Linked DNA regions of Homo sapiens: region 1 is linked to region 2. A link is a loop called in an ENCODE intact Hi-C map of the cell type or tissue named here. Cell type or tissue: K562. All regions are shown on one strand.

Region 1 (8,000 bases), 130 kb before region 2:
ACCCAACCCAGTACAATACAGTGGAACCCAACACTCAACCCAACTCATTGCAACCCAACAGAACACAACCCAATAGAACTCAACTCAACACAACACAACACAGTGGAACTCAACACACTCAACCCAACTCAGTGCAACCCAACACAACACAACCCAATAGAACTCAACTCAACCCAGCACAACACAATGGAACTGAACACACTCAACCCAACTCAACCCATTCCAACACAACACAACCCAATATAACACATTCCAATGGAACTCAACCTAACACAACACAACACAATGGAACCTGACACACTCAACTCAACTCAGTGCAACCGAATAGAACTCAACCCAACCCAACACAACACAACCCAATAGAACTCAACTCAACCCAACACAACACAATGGAACTCAACATACTAAACCTAATGCAGCCCCTTCCAACACAACACAACCCAATATAACACATTCCAACAGAACTCAACCTAACACAACACAACACAATGGAACCTGACACACTCAACCCACTCAACACAACCCAATAGAACTCAACCCAACCCAACACAACAGAAGCAAACCAGCTCACCTTTTGTTACACTGTCCTATTTTATCTTCTTAAAAATTTTTTAAATTTTTTTTGTTTTCTTTTTAGAGACAGGGTCTCATTCTATCACCCAGGCTGGAGTGCAATAAGATGATTATAGCTCACTGCAGCCTCAAACTCCTAGGCTAAAGTGATCATCCCACCTCAACCTCCCAAAGTGCTAGAATTATAGGCATGAGCCACCATGCCTGGGCCCATTTTATCTTTTGGGTATTTTTGTTTATTTTTTTTAAAGAGACTGGGTCTCTCTCTGTCACCCAGCGTGGAGTACAGTGGTGTGATCATGGCTCACTGTAGCCTTAACTTCGTGGGCTCAATGGATCCTCCCGCCTCAGTTTCCTGAGTAGCTGGGACCACAGGCATACACCACCACGCCTGGGATAAGTTTTTTTATTTTTTGTAGAGATGGGGTCTTGCTTTGTTGTCCATGTTGGTCTCAAACTCCTGGCCTCAAGTAATCCCTCACCTCAGCCTCCCATACTGCTGGGATTATAGGCATGAGACACTGTGCCCAACTCCTATTTTGTCTTCTTTACAGGATTGTTGACTGGCTTACGTTATTTTACTTGTTTGTCCCCTCCTACTAAACTGTGATTTCCTTGAGATCAAGCACTGATTGTTCATCACTGTATTCCCACCAATTAGAGAAAGCCAAACGCAGAGCATCAAGTCTAAAAAATAAGTATCCGTGGATCAATCAACCCTTGTCCAGAGAGCTGTATCTGCCCCGACCAGCATGAATTCACAGCAAAGAAAGGATCAGAAAGAAAGAAAAGACCCATGAGTAGCCAAAATACAGGTGACAAAATTCACACACTCAAGTTTAAGTTTCAATTTAACACAAAATAAATGTCATAATCAGTCCGCTTTTCCAACCCAAAGCATGTTGGAAATAGCAAATAAAACGTTGCCACATAGCAGTTTTTCCCTCTCCAGTGGGCCAGAAAAATCAATAGCTTCAGAACAAAGAGAAATCTTTTTTTTTTTTTTTTTTTTAATCAGCAAAGCGCCATGCAGCTCAGTGGGCTGAGCCCTTCAATGTTAGGACAGAGATGCCCCAACCCTGCAATCCTCAGCAGGCCCCAGGGACTCTTGAATTAACTCATGAAAGCATCTTCAGCAGCATTGTTCTAAGGCATCAGTAAAAGATTCATCAGTTACAACCATTTTCTGTTTAAGAAGGCAGAGGCATCTCTAATAGAGTCTACAAACTTTTTTTCCAAAATGGCTAATGTGGAAAAGGACTAGTGGTTATCAGTAAATATGTAGCTGTTCAGAAACTGCAGCTACCAGAAGTGATGCTGAAGAGCTGCACGGTTGAGTTGCTGTAAGTTCCCTGAGGGCAGCCTGCCATTTTTTTTTTATTTTTTTATTTTTTGAGACAGGATCTCACTGTGTCACCCAGGTTGGAGTGCAGTGGTGTGATCTTGGCTCACTGCGGCCTCCACCTCCTGGGTTCAAGCGATTCTCATGCCTCAGCCTCCCAAGTAGCTGTGACTACAGGCATGCACCACTACACCCAGCTAATTTTTTTTATTTTTTGGTAGAGATGGAGGTTTCACCATGTTGGCCAGGTTGGTCTTGAACTCATGACCTCAAGTGGTGCACCTGCTTTGGTCTCCCAAAGTGCTGAGATTACAGGCGTGAGCCACCATGCCCAGCCCAGACTGCCTTTTTTTTTTTTAGACAGAGTCTTGTTCTGTCGCCCAGGCTGGAGTGCAGTGGTGCAATCTTGGCTCACTGCAACCTCTGCCTCCCGGGTTCAAGCGATTCTCCTGCCTCAGCCTCCTGAGTAGCTGGGATTACAGGTGTGCACCACCACACCCGGCTAATTTTTGTATATTTAATAGAGATGGGGTTTCACCATGTTGGTTGGCTGGTCTTCAACTCCTGACCTCAGGTGATCCACCACCTCAGCCTCCCAAAGTGCTGGGATTACAGGCATGAGCCACTGCACCTGGCAAGACTGCCATTTTATTCCCCTCCAGTGCCTAATGAATGTTTGATGAAGGATGACAGGGCAGCTGGGGCTTTCCTGTGAATCCAGAAGCCCTCACACACCCAGATCTCACTTGAATTTGGACAACCAGCCACTCACATGACCTTACATGCCTGAGTTTGGACAGGAATCCTAGCATCTAGCCTGATCTCCAGCAAATGGATTGGGGAGGACCCACAGGTGTAGGTAGAGAAAGGGGCATAGCTGGTTATGGGACAGCCCTGTAGGTGCTGTGTTGGTGTGGGATAAACCTGTTCCTTTTCTGTGCAGTATGTGTGTACATTTGTGTTTGCATATGTGGGTTGCATGCATGCTTCCTAACAAATATATGGGAGTGCCCGGGAGTAGAATTCACTAAGTACTGAAAGAAGAATGACGCCTTGAGTACAAAACATGAAAACAAAGGCGCACAGAGCATTTTTCAGTTGCCACCATACAACTAAAACAGAGTGTTCTCTGCACACACACATGCGCGCGCACACACACACACTTATACCTACTTCCAAAATGGAGTTGAGGTAGCTTACAATTAAAGATTTATTTGTTCAATCTAAAAACAAGAACAATGGCATGAAATGCAGAGGTAATGTGGTAAAAAAAAATTTAGGCTAAGGTTCATGGTTGCCATTGAGCACAAACTTCAACTTGGAGCTTCCTGGCAGCCAAGGCAGAAAGGGAAACTCTGACGTGCTGCATATCTTATCACCTAGTGGGAGGACCACAGAACTATAGAACGGTAGTGCTGGAAATGATCACCCCATCTTCCCATTTGATAGACGAGGAAGAAGAGGCCCATAGGTGGGAAGTCATAACCTGAAGTTAACAGCAGCCACTCAGTAGCAGCACTGCGACTGGAATCCGGGACTCCTGAGTCGCAGCCTAGTGCTTCTTTGACTTTAGTTTGCTGTACAAGGACACATGCCAGATTGTTCAGAGGCTTTTCTTTGTATAAAGGCAGCAGGGTGGGTGGGATCTTCATGTGCGTCAGACCTCTGGGTTGAGCCCTAAGCCTGGCAGTGCCCTGGGGGGGTAAGGGGGTGGTGATGGAACCCCCTGCCTGCCTCTGCTGTGTTTGTTCAGGGCCCATACTCAGCTGGTGGCAAGCCAGGTGCCTGGCGTAGAGTGGTGGTGGGGACAGGGACGGGGCAATGGGGGCCCCAAGATGGACTTTTCCTGGGAAGAAGCCTAGGGTTTGGCCCTGCTCCAGGGGGCTGCAGGGGCCTCTCTCTGCTGTCTGGGATTCCAATCTCTGCAGCTGGTGTCTGAAGACAATAAGACAGAGGCCTCCCCGCCCTGGGCCACCCCGCCCTGGCCCCAGATGGGCTGCGGTTAGCGAGGCCTCCGCCAAGACAGTTGGTTCCTTGCACAGCCCGGTCCTCGGGAGAGGCCTGTGCTGAGTGGGCCCAGGCTGGGGTGGTCCTGAGGTATGACATTCAGACCGGGAGAACAGTGGGGACCTCGTGGTTGGCTGTCCTCCTGGGGCTGCACAGTGGAGACAGGCCTGCGGTGCAGAGCTGGGAGGCACAGGAACGGGCGTGGGGGTTGGTGTGGCATCTGGAAGGGAGCTCTCGGAGCCCCTGGGGCGCCAGGGGTCAGAAATGGATGGACACTCCAAGCCTCAGGACCTGCAGATGTGAGCATAGAAGGGGTCGTGAGGATACCCTTGCTGCCTCCAATTTACTGGGGAGGATATTGAGGACCGGCCAGGCTCACCTAGCTCATGTCTGGATCTGGGCAGAAAAGCCAGAACTGGGTGCGCAGGGTAAGGCCCCAGGACAAAGGAACAGGAGAAGAAGGAGGGAGGAGGTGGGCAGCCCTGCTCCCACCGGTCGCTCACCCGCCTCTCACCATTTCCATCTTCAGCCCTCAAATAAATCCCTCAGCCTGACCTTCTTCCACTCCTGTTCCAAAGACGGTGCTAGCTCTGCTGGCCTCTCCCCCGCCTGGTCATCTGTCTTCCCCAGATAACCCACATCTCCTCCTCCCTCACACTCAGCTCCAGCGAGCCCGCGCCCCACATTCCACTCCCCCACATGGCTCCTCCCTCCACTCTAGACCCCTTTGCCAGGCGCTGGCCACCTCCTTCCCTCTTCGGGGTCCCTCCCCGCCCATCCCTGGATCCTCTGTTCCAGAGCCTGTAGGGACATCTTCCACTTCCACAGTCCCACCATGGGGACCTGGAACCCACAGAGACACAAGGAGAACCCCAACAGTCACAGTGACAAAAAGAAAAAGAGAAGCCATCTCTCTCCGTGCCTCCAGTGGCTTCTCCCCTCCCCCCAGCTTCCCCCACAGAAAACCCTGGGAGGCTGAGGAAGGAGCGGAAAGACGGAGCTAAGCCTGCAGGAAATTAAACATGAAATGAAAACAAGCTCCTCTGATTCATTCTCTCATCCTGGCCCCAGTCTCCCATCCCAGGCCACTGATAAAGAGGGATCCCATTTCAGCAGCACAGAGAGGAGACCCCATCTGTCCTTGGCTCCCAGTGGGCAGCCAGGGCCTGGACCCTAGGAATCCCTGGAGGAAAAGGGGCCCTGGGAGGCCAGGGCAGGGGCTGAGACCCCAAACTGGGGAGAGGGTCCGTTTCTAAGGAAGAGGCTTCTCCTCCCCCAGTCAATGTGTGTGCACACATGCACGTGCGTGTAGCCACACTAGTGGGTACACTCGTGCACGCACACACATGCTTAGGATTAGGGAGGGGAAAGTGAGTTGGTACAGGAGTGGAGAAACATAATAATGTACACCCCTGCTCACCCCCACCCTCCTCACAGTAACATGAGATACATCCCCATCTTCCTTGACCTCTTTCCTCTAGCAAAAGACAGTGAGAAAGGTCAGGAGCTGTAAAGAAACAAATGGGAAGTACTCTAAACATTCTTGGACTGCATTTCCCATCTATCTCCCCTGCTGCGACTATGAGGTACCATTCGCCATGCAGAAACTGAGGCCCTTGGCAATACCAGTGCTCCTATGAGCCTGTCCATTGGCCAGCTACACTGGATGCCCAAAGAGGCCAGGCAGCGTCTGTGAGGAAGCACGTCCACACCTCCTTCTCCCCTCCTCGCAGTGGTTCCTAGGAAGCTCAAAGGCTCTGAGGCAGAGGAATTTTGAGAGCTGACTCCTATATTTAGCTCAGCAGCTGCATTGGTCGTGATGGATGGAGAAATGTTTCCACCTGGAGAGCAGGGACTGGACCTCAGGAAAGTTGGCTTTCTTGATGCCTGGGCCTGGAAGGGCCTGGCAAGGCTCCTTATGGCTCTGCAGCTGAGGCTATTGTCATGGCTCTGTTCTCCCGGTCTGCAGCGTGCTGTCTGAGGTGTGCCCACTTGCATCTGAGTCTGCAAAGCCAGCAGACAAGTGCACATCAAGCTGGCAGAGGCCTCCCTCTGAGGAGCACCACGGTCCATCTCTGAATCAGCCTAAAGCCATTCCTGGCCTGGAAGCTGATCCCTCCTCACTCTCCCTCTCTCACCCACCCCGTCCCCATCACCCCTTCTCCAGATCCTAAGTCATGGGCCAGGGGTAGGGCAGCTCTTGCTCTTGAGCCTTGGGAAAGTTCTCAGCCTTCCAGAAATGCTCGTGCAAAGGAAAAGGACCCAATACTCCCCGTCACCAAAAACCCCAGTGCTCACAGCTGACTCAGAGACCTCCCCTCCCCCGTTGGGCTCCCAATCAGGCCAACATCCCATCCACTTGTGCTCAGTGACGGGTTGGCCTCCACTTCCTCTCACCATCAGGCCACGCTTCTACACAAGATTTTATAGCAACTGCCTCTACAGACAGCACCAAGGGAAAAACCCTTCACTTGGCAGTCAAGGCCCCCTGCGATCTGACTCTGTTTCTTTCTCTCCCACCGCTTCCTTCAAATTGACCTCTTTAGGTTTTTGGAGTATGCCTTGCTGTTTCTAAACCTAGGCCTTGGCTTTCCTCCTTTCAGCCAACCATTCAAGGCCCAGCTCCTGTCCCTCCTCCAGGAAGTCTTCCCTGACTGCCTCTGTTGCCCAGCAGAGCCCCTGTTCTCCCTTTAACACAGGGGAGTTCTGAGCTGGGAGACTGTCTCCAACAAGAAGGCTGCAGACAGGATGCAGGGAGGAAGGCATTGTGAATCTGGACCAATAAGCCTTAGAGAGCCATGAACCTTTTGGAAAACTGTGGCAAAACTGTGTGTGATTGTCTAGGAGAACACATCTGGAGGAGCATTTGTAGCTTTTATCAGCTTCTCCACAGGAGTCTGCTTAGATGACTGCTAAGATGACCAGTGACTTGTTTTATAGGTGGTGACACTTGGCTGCTCTAGATTCTCAAGCTTAGAAAAATAAAAGTTCTGGCTCAGGATCACGCCCATGGCTAGTGGGGGTAAGATACCTTCCCAGCTCAGAGTGGATGATTCTAGATTGTCAGCTCTTGAGGACAAAGACCAAGGTTGATATTTATGTGTGGCCGCACCGTTTCCCAAACGCACTGCAACTGATGGGGGGCTCAAGGGAACAGTTTGCACTGCCTGAAAGTGAGGCCTCCAGGCGGGCATCTCACCCTGGTGACAATGGCTTTTTCGCGTCTTGTAGGTCTGGTTCCAGAACCGAAGGGCCAAGTGGAGGAAGCGGGAGCGTTTTGGGCAGATGCAGCAGGTTCGAACCCACTTCTCCACTGCATATGAGCTGCCCCTCCTCACCCGAGCTGAGAACTACGCCCAGGTAAGTCCCGCCCTGAGCTGCCGCCACCGATCCCCAGCCCCTGGTGCTCTGAGAATGAGCCCCTTGGAGGAGAGCCCAGGCACCCCGAGATGACTTATGGCTCCAGGCTGCCCTTCCGTCTCATTCCAGGGGTGTGCCTGTTTATACCAGAGTGTGGGAGGCCCAGGGTTAATCTATCCAACTAATCATTGAACCAGGCTTGGCTGAACTTTAGGGAAGGGAAGGTTGGGGCAGTGAGAACGGCTCTTTCCTCCACTAGCTTTGGCCACTTTTGCTGTGGGCATCGGAACCAAGGCAGGCAGAAGGCCACCAGGCCCTCAGATACCGCTCGGAGGGTCTCTTCAGAAAGCGAGCTCTGAAATCTCCAGGACTCGTGGCCAAGTTGGAATGAGCTTGGGATTCTGAGTCCGGGGACTTAGGTTATCTTTCCAGCTCCAGGTCTTTCTCACTTTAGGCAAGTCTCAAATCTCTGAGCCTCAGTTTCTTCACCTGTACCTTGGACATGGTAAAAGCATCTGCTCAGCTCTGTTGTCAGGCAGTTGTAAGGTCTAAATTCAATCATGCAAAAGTATTTTGTGAATTGTACAGTTTCAAAAAGCTTGTGTGCCTGTGCTCAGCTTCTGGGGCCCTGTCCTCCCCTCCCCCCAGAGCATTTTCCCTAGGTGTCTGTCAGCCAGTCCCCTGTTCTAGTGTGAGATGCAAGGGATGAGAAGTATTG
Region 2 (8,000 bases):
CTAGGCCAGATCAGGGAGTTCATTTGGTGATTAGCAGCTGACCAGTTCTCTCTCCTGGCTGGTTCCATGAAGAGCTGAAAGGTGAATTGGAAACCTTTAATCAAGATGTGTCATCAAAAATAAATAAATAAGAGCACAACTTGGGTCAACTAGCTATAAAGGAATCTGCCTGGGGCGAGATTTTCCATGTTTGCTATGCTAAAACCAGGAGAAAGAAAGCGTAAGTTTGTTTGATTAGAGAAAGCAAATCTAAAACAAGCCTCACTCCAACCAGGCACACTTGAAAGACCTGCTCCTTTTAATTAAAACACACACACAAACACAACACATGAAGGGAGTAAGACGGGAGAAATCAAAAGCTCACTTTATCCCCAATGCTGCTATCATGACAGCCATGTTAGCGTGACGTTCTCTACTCTATTTTCTTTCCCACATAGCAATGATTCCGGAGAACACCAAGGAGACACTCTCTGGCAGGTTTTCCTTTTGGCCATGAATACTAACTCAGCAGTCAGGTAGCACAGCAGCCCTGTCCACTATTATTACTACACATTCCTGGAAAAATGACATTGAGAATCGTGTAGGTCCAATACCATCTATCACTGCTGCACCTGACCAGAGGCACATGAGTCCTCTATGAACTGCTTGCTGGTAGAAAGCCCCATCTTCTGATTAAGGGTTATAGGGACAAGCTCTGCTGGTGATTCCGAGGGAAGACCCCTGTGTATGTTTCCCAAATTGAGACTCTTGAAAAGAGGGAGCTACACTTGCTATGTCAGTGGCTCTCACTTTTTCTCCTTGCCCCTTCTCATCTGAAGGACGACAAACACCTATGAGTAGGAGTAACTGTGGTTTGTTATGGCAGGGACTCTCAAGACAGATTCATGTCCCAAGCCCCCAGCCCAGAAAGCCTACAAGAGTGGGAGGAGTAGGAGTGATATGTGAAGTTTGAAAATTCCCCCAGGGAATCATATCCCTCTCACATCTCACAGTTAAAAGTTGCTACTGGAGAAGATTAGACAGTTGAACTCCTTCTCTTCTATAGTTTCTAATCTGGAAGTATTTCCAAGGCCAGGTGTGATGGCTCATGCCTGTAATCCCAGCACTCTGGGAGGCCAAGGCAGGTGGATCACCTGAAGTCAGGAGTTCAAGACCTGCCTGGTCAACATAGTGAAACCCTGTCTCTACTAAAAATACAAAAATTAGCCAGGTGTGGTGGTGCACACCTGTAATCCCAGCTATTCGGAAGGCTGAGGCAGGAGAATCGCTCGAACCTGGGAGGCAGAAGTTGCAGTGAGCCCAGATTGCGCCACTGCACTCCAGCCTAGGCGACAGAGTAAGACTCTATTTCAAAAAATTTAAGTAAATAAATGAAAGTATTTCCAAAGATTATATATCTGATATATCATATGTGAATTCATTTATAGCTTGCTAGGCAAAGAGATTCGGGAGGAATCATGATTTGGAGTTATTCTAAGCTGAAGGGAGCAGGATCAGGTCTAATATTCCCTATGCACTGCTTCACAGTCATGAGCATGTTACTCAGACCCTTCAGTGTATCACTGGCCTGTAGGTCTCCTCATTCCCATCAAATGCCAGAATACCACACTGCTGCCCTCAACCATAGTCTGCAGCTTAAAACCAAAGGAAAAACTCAAAGGTCTTCCTAAAATATAAATAATACATGTATAAGATCATTAAATCCTGATCAAATTAACCTGAAACTTTAAAAAAGTTCAGTATAGATAGACTTCAAACATTTGGAAAAAAACCACTTGTCCCTCTTCATAAGAAAGTATTGGAATCTGAAGGAACAAGCAAACTGTTTTCCTGCTATTAAACTCCTTATCAAAATGGGCAGTAACTACCCACTGAAATATAACAAATTAGCCTTTAAGTTACCGGTAGAAAAATAACTATATTGCCAGAAATGGCTTAAGTGGAGCTATCTTGTACTCTGAGTGAAGATAAAGAAATAAATATATGTGACTGTTGTCTAAACATTCCCAAGAACAGTAGCACAGAATTATAAGATGAATTGTGCTATTATAAAACTATAAATTATGCCATGCCAAAAATAATTAGGCAACTCCAAATTCTCTCAGCCTCTGCAATGCTTAAGGAGACAGAATATATGTAAGTATATAGTAAGTTATTTTAATATTTATAAATAGAGACAGAAATCCTATGTTTCTGTTGTTGCCAATATTTGTAGCATGTTAGCCATCTACATACTAAATTCAGGCAAATAAACAAAATGACTTATTTTATTAATCAGTTTAACCCTTATTTGAAGGTTTGAAAACACTGAGTTCTCTACCAAACACATTGACACTTGATACTTTACAAGTTATTGTATTGTAAACCTAGATATTTGTCTAAGTAGGTACGGCATGAATTCATAAACCTGCACTTCGCTTCCTGTAATGATCATTATTTCTCAGAAATATTTGTCAAATAGTCCCACCCTGTGGGAAACCAGCCCCAAGTAATCAGAGATTTCTTACATAGGCTGCAAATTAACATTTAACACTTTTATTAGGGAGGCTATTTCCTAAAGCAATATCCCATATTGGGGATTCATGACAAGGGATTAAACCGATGGTTAACTTTAGAGACTATTCTCCAACAAATGCCCAAGGAGGAAAGTGTGACCATTTTACCCGCCACCTTCAAAAGGCTATGTAATGAAGATTGTTCATGATCATAAATTTACTGACAACTTTCAACATACTTAAAAGTTGTTTAGTTTGTTAAGAGTATAGTATAAGCAATAACACCCAGTTCACTGTCCTAAATTAAACTTAACTAATTAGATGATATCAACTTAGTCATCAGAAAAGTATGGAAAAGTGATTCTACCACTTTGGAGTTTGGGGCATTTTGCTTTGTTTTGCTGCTCATTTGGTTTTTGTACAATTACAGTTGGTCCCTTGTATTTGCGGTTCTGTATCTGTGGTTCCACATCCATGGATTCAACCAATCACAGATCAAAAATATTCGGAAAAAAAACTGTGCCTGTACTGAACATACATAAAATTTTCTTCCTTTCACTTATTCCCTAAACAATACAGTATAATAACTATCTGCACAGCATTTACATTGTATTAGGAAGTATAATTAATCTAGGGGTAATTTAAAGTATAAGGGAGGATATACATAGGTCATATGCAAATACTATGCCATTTTGTAGCAGAGACTTGAGCATCCTTGAGTTCTGGTATCTGCAGGAGGTCCTGGAACCAATCCCCCACAGATACTGAGGGATGACTGTACTCTTCCCCACAACAGCTACACGAGTAATAAAATGAATCAGTATATTTTATTATTTGTTCAATGACAATCCAAGATCAACAGCTATATATGTTTGACTAACTTACTATAAAAATTCTTGCTTTTGCCTCAACCTCAAGTTAAATGACTATTTTAAATGGAACACACTTGCAAAACTGCTCATGTCCACTTGAAAAAGGAAAAATAACATGTTTGTGCCAAAAAGCTGTATACAGAGTAGTTAGAAATATATATGCCCATTGGATTTTGCTTATCACTACTAACCTCTTCCTAAAAGCTTTAGTTAGAAGAAGAGCAGGAAGATATAAAGTACATTCTAAGGGCTTATTCTACCCATCCATCCCCCTTTGGAAGTCAAAGTTGGAAGGTTTAAAGGAGAAGGAGAGTAAGGATGCTCTTTTTAAAATGCCTGGAAAAACATTCTGGGCAGGAGATGCCAAAGATTTTGAAGCTCCCATCAAACCACTGGCCTTGATCCAGGTAATGGTTTTTCCTTCCCCTCAGCTGTCTGCTGCAGTTTTCCAGCAAAGAAAGAAAGAAAAGTGGTAGGATAGAGGCAGGAGCAGCCTCTAGTCTACTTCTCTATAACAGAGAGGGTAAAAAGGGCCAAGCATCGCAGGCTGACATTTATGGAGGGCCTGGTGTTTCCATGAAACTCTCTGGGAGGATTATTGAGGGTTAACAGTCTGTTCTAAAAGGGTCAGCAAAGCAGACTGATGAAAGTCCCTTTAAATTCGATAACAGTGATGCTGCGGAGGCAGAGACAGCAGGCTGGAGCTGGCAAAGACACGCAAGCAGAGGTCCAGCCAGTCAGACTGCCTTTAGGAAAAAATTCATTGCAAACCTGGCCACCCTAACCCTTCAAGTTGCCCAACTCACTTGCTGAAGCGTGAAAGCACAAACTGCCAGTGGAATGGCATTTCTAATCTTGGGATAAAAATAAAAGCCCTTGGAAAACCCTCTTTTGCCTAACCCTTCCTGCCCTGCCCCTACCAGTGGCCAACGGCGAGGTTCCGGACCTGCAAAGGTTAATTATCTTGCTAGTCTTTCACCTCTGCACCACTGCCCCACCACCCAATCCCTTCTGCCTGGCATTTTTCTTCAATTTTAATATCAGAAGTTTCACACGCCTGCCTGAGCTCCTGGACTCAGCAGAAAGGCCCATATAGCTGTCAGCAAACTGATAAGGACTTTAAAATGACTCCACAGGGCCTCTTTATAAAGAAGAGCCAAAGAAGCCCATAAAGAAAAGGGCAGGGGCCACGGAAACCAGCCGCTCACACTGTTTTAACGTGGCATTAAAATGAGCTGCAGATTTATGGGAGTGCTTTAGCCCCTGGCCCAAATCATGTGGGAGATGAAGCTCGTCTCCCCTTTCCAGCGGGATTTCCAATAGGGGATGGAGCTGGCTAGAAAGAAATGGGGGAAGGGAGGCAGAGGCAGCAAAATGGGGAGAAGAGGAAAAGTGAAGAGGCAGAGGGCACCATGAAAATCAGATATCAGAACTCATTCTCCTTTCTGCAGGATGTGAACAGCTATTTCTAAAAGGTATGTGACCAGTCCTCCTAAATTCACATAAAAATGTCCTTTATTTTTAGCTTATACTTACTAGACTGTAGCTCCTCAGCTGTTTACCACTCAAACATCTATTCTGATTCTAACTTTCCTCTACAAGTTTTTTTAATTAAAAAAATGGATAAAATTATGATCAGGCAAAGAAAAGATTAGAAGGGGGAAAAGGCTCAGTACCATTTTTTTTTCCATTGGAAAGGGGAAAGAAAGCAATAATACTTTATCCAAATGTGCCAATGAATTAAAAAAAAAAAAAGGTCAGCTAAAGAGTCACTGATTTTTATCTCCCTACAAGTCATTCTGATCCTCACACACACACGCAAAAAAAAAAAAAGGAGAGAGAGAGAAGTAAGCCTCTTCCATGCCAAGATGTAAAATGTACACCAGAACCCACAGGAATAAATTCTCTTTCGAGTTTCCAAGCCCAGAAGCAAATGCATAATACATCAGTAGTTGTAACTTACTGTGGTTCTTTAAGACCACTCTGCATTCCTTGGAGGCTCCTTCTAATACTTAAATGCTGCCCCAGGAGGAGTTGTCCCAAATGACGGCCAGCATAGAGTGGGGGGCCAGAATCTACATGCTTTGAGTCAATCATCTCATTTAATCAATACAACTACTCCATACTATTATTAGCTCCACGTTATAGGTAAGAAAACAGAAGCTACAAAACTGGTACACACCCGGCAGAGCAGGACTCAAATTCAAGTCTCTCCAACTCACAGGCCCACTGGGCTTTCCAGTACCAACTTTCCTCAAACTTTCTGGACTGGGACCCACAGTAAGAAATACACAAATACATTTTATGCAACAACTCACTACTGGAACAAAAGCTACAGGAAATATTTACCCTTACTCTGTATAAAGCTCTCTAATAGTTTCCTATTATATTTCATTAAAAAAAAAATGCCAGTCGTGACCCACTGAATTGACTTCATGATCTGCTAATGAATCATTACCTTCGGTTTGGAAAATACTGCAGTACACCATGAAAAAAAAACAAATCATCAGACTGGGAGTCAGGAGACCTAGGTTCCAGCTGCAGACTAGGCCTAACAATTCATTCTCAAGATTACTGCAACTCTAGGGCTTACTTGTCACTTGTAAAATACAAGGAAAGGGTTGAATAATTTCTAAGGTCCCTTCCAGCTCTTTGATTTCTTTCCTAAATCTCTTCAATTATGTTCACTGCTTTCTCCTTGCCTCACAAATCTTTTCATTACCTTCCGCTTGTTAGTTACCGTCCTTCCCTTCAGTTCTCAACCAAGTTCTCTGTTGCTGGTATTCAAAGCTCTCCCCTGCCTCCCGTGCCTGTGCCACCAGATGCTCCTCTTACCTACTAGTCTCTCCACAGAACCTCCTGGTGGAAGTCAGTGCCCTGATGTTCACCCTCTCTATCTGAGGCTACCCAGTTGTGAAGATTCCTTTCACCTTCTGATCCACTCTGATCTTGAGGTCATTCCTGGCTCTCCTTAGCATAACTGAGTACACAGCACTCCTGGCCTTATAATTTATGTATTACTGAAAGTTCTCTTTCCAGCAACCTGAGGGCCTTTCTTAAAGACAGGATCTGTGCCCACCCTTTTTAAAATCTCCCTCAACATGCCAGTACAATACTAGGAACAAAGCAAGTCCTTAATCCATATTTATTTAACTGATTGCATTATGAAATTAAGGACCCTAATTCTCCTAAATTTAAAGAATGCTTAGGTGAGCTACTCTTAGAAAAGTCACCAAACCAATTAAAACTGGTATCACAATAAGATGAGTGACTATACTACACAGTCTAAATTCCACATACTACTCAACTGTATTTGCCTACAGACAAGACAGACCAAGGCTACCAGGGAAAGTAGCTTTATGGTCTCTCCATCTAGACTGTGAGAATTTAGATTTGCATTATGAAATTAGGGACCCTAATTCTCCTAAATTTAAAGAATGCTTTGGTGAGCTGCTCTTGGAAAAGTCACCAAACCAATTAAAACTGGCATCACAGTAAAACGGGTGACCTATACAGACTAAGATCCACATACTACTCAATTGTATTTGCCCACAGACAAGACAGACCAAGGCTGCCAGGGAAAGTAACTTTATGGTCTCTCCATCTGGACTGTGAGGATTTAGATCTCAGAAGCTATACAAAACAACTGCAAATCAGTCCAAACCTTAAAGACAGGAAAATTTATTTACAGGCCCTAGTGCATTGTAAATCTGAGACAGTTCTATTAAAATGCTTTTCTTGGCTTCCCATCATCAGATACTTGGTAAAAGTCTTTTTCCAACAAGCTTCTTAATAACAAAGTTGAAAAAAATAGTTAAACACATAAAAATGGTCTTCTTTAAGAATTCCAATTAAATGAGACCTTATTTTATGCTGCTTTAAACAACACATGTTGACCACTTTCCTTCACAATAGGGATATACATACTAGGAAAATTCAAACAGAATATAGAGTGCTACTGAAAAAAAAAAACTGTGAAATTTAAAATATCCCACAAAATGATTACACCCATTACCAAGGCTCTCCCATTGGCCAAAGAGCCTCCCTTTGTATTAGAACCATGGTTGTCTACTTCACAGGAAGAACTCCAGGGATCAGGTCAATGTGCACTGTTTAAGGGAAGCAGCCAGTAACTGTTTAAGGGCAAGTACAAAAGCAGAGACCACGAAACACAGCTTGGAGTGGCATGTCAGGACTGGAGAGGGGAGGAGGAGGGGCAGGGAATATTTGGCATTTTTTAAAAAGCCCCAAGAGTCCAGTTTATGTATACTTCTTAAAATCCTCAATTTCACAGTGGCGGTGCAGGGTGGATAAGAATGGTAGACATTATAACACTGATACTGGAAATTAGAGTGAAACCTTTTCCACATTCCTCATAATATATTTCCAGGGCTGTGTCCAGTCCTAAATGTCTCAAGCAACCACTTTTTCAAGGAAGACTATTCAATAAGCACTTAGCTTGAATTGTTAGGAAGCTCATCCTGATTTTTACCCTCAATCCAGGCCACACAGCTCTGTGGTTTGAATGAAGTTGTAGGCAGCAGAACAGAGTGTGCTGCTTGTCTGTCCCTCACATGCTGTGTGGTCTTGGGAGGATTACTTTACGTCTCTTTATCCTTAGTTTCTTCACATA

What was found. Peaks named below come from ENCODE experiments on the same cell type or tissue, not always from the same donor. Only the 100,000 strongest peaks of a DNase experiment are listed, where the experiment ranks them.
Region 1: a loop joins it to region 2, with 2.8 times the contacts of the local background. A loop is called at or near these places in 27 of 110 quality-filtered maps.

Annotation. Positions count from the first base shown.
Region 1 is chr11:44,266,776-44,274,775 of GRCh38, reverse strand. ALX4 (ALX homeobox 4) reads left to right here. Exons shown (of 4, transcript NM_021926.4): 3 at 7,154-7,282. Among named protein-coding and RNA genes, the nearest start is that of ALX4, 39 kb to the left of the region's middle. RefSeq lists an enhancer at 2,562-6,399. In K562, no CTCF peak of the experiment used is centred here; DNase peaks (open chromatin) are centred at 3,885, 4,535, 6,265, 6,875 and 1 weaker place; H3K4me3 peaks cover 352 bases.
Region 2 is chr11:44,136,321-44,144,320 of GRCh38, reverse strand. The region is part of intron 7 of EXT2 (exostosin glycosyltransferase 2); the gene reads right to left. Among named protein-coding and RNA genes, the nearest start is that of EXT2, 45 kb to the right of the region's middle. In K562, no CTCF peak of the experiment used is centred here; a DNase peak (open chromatin) is centred at 4,480.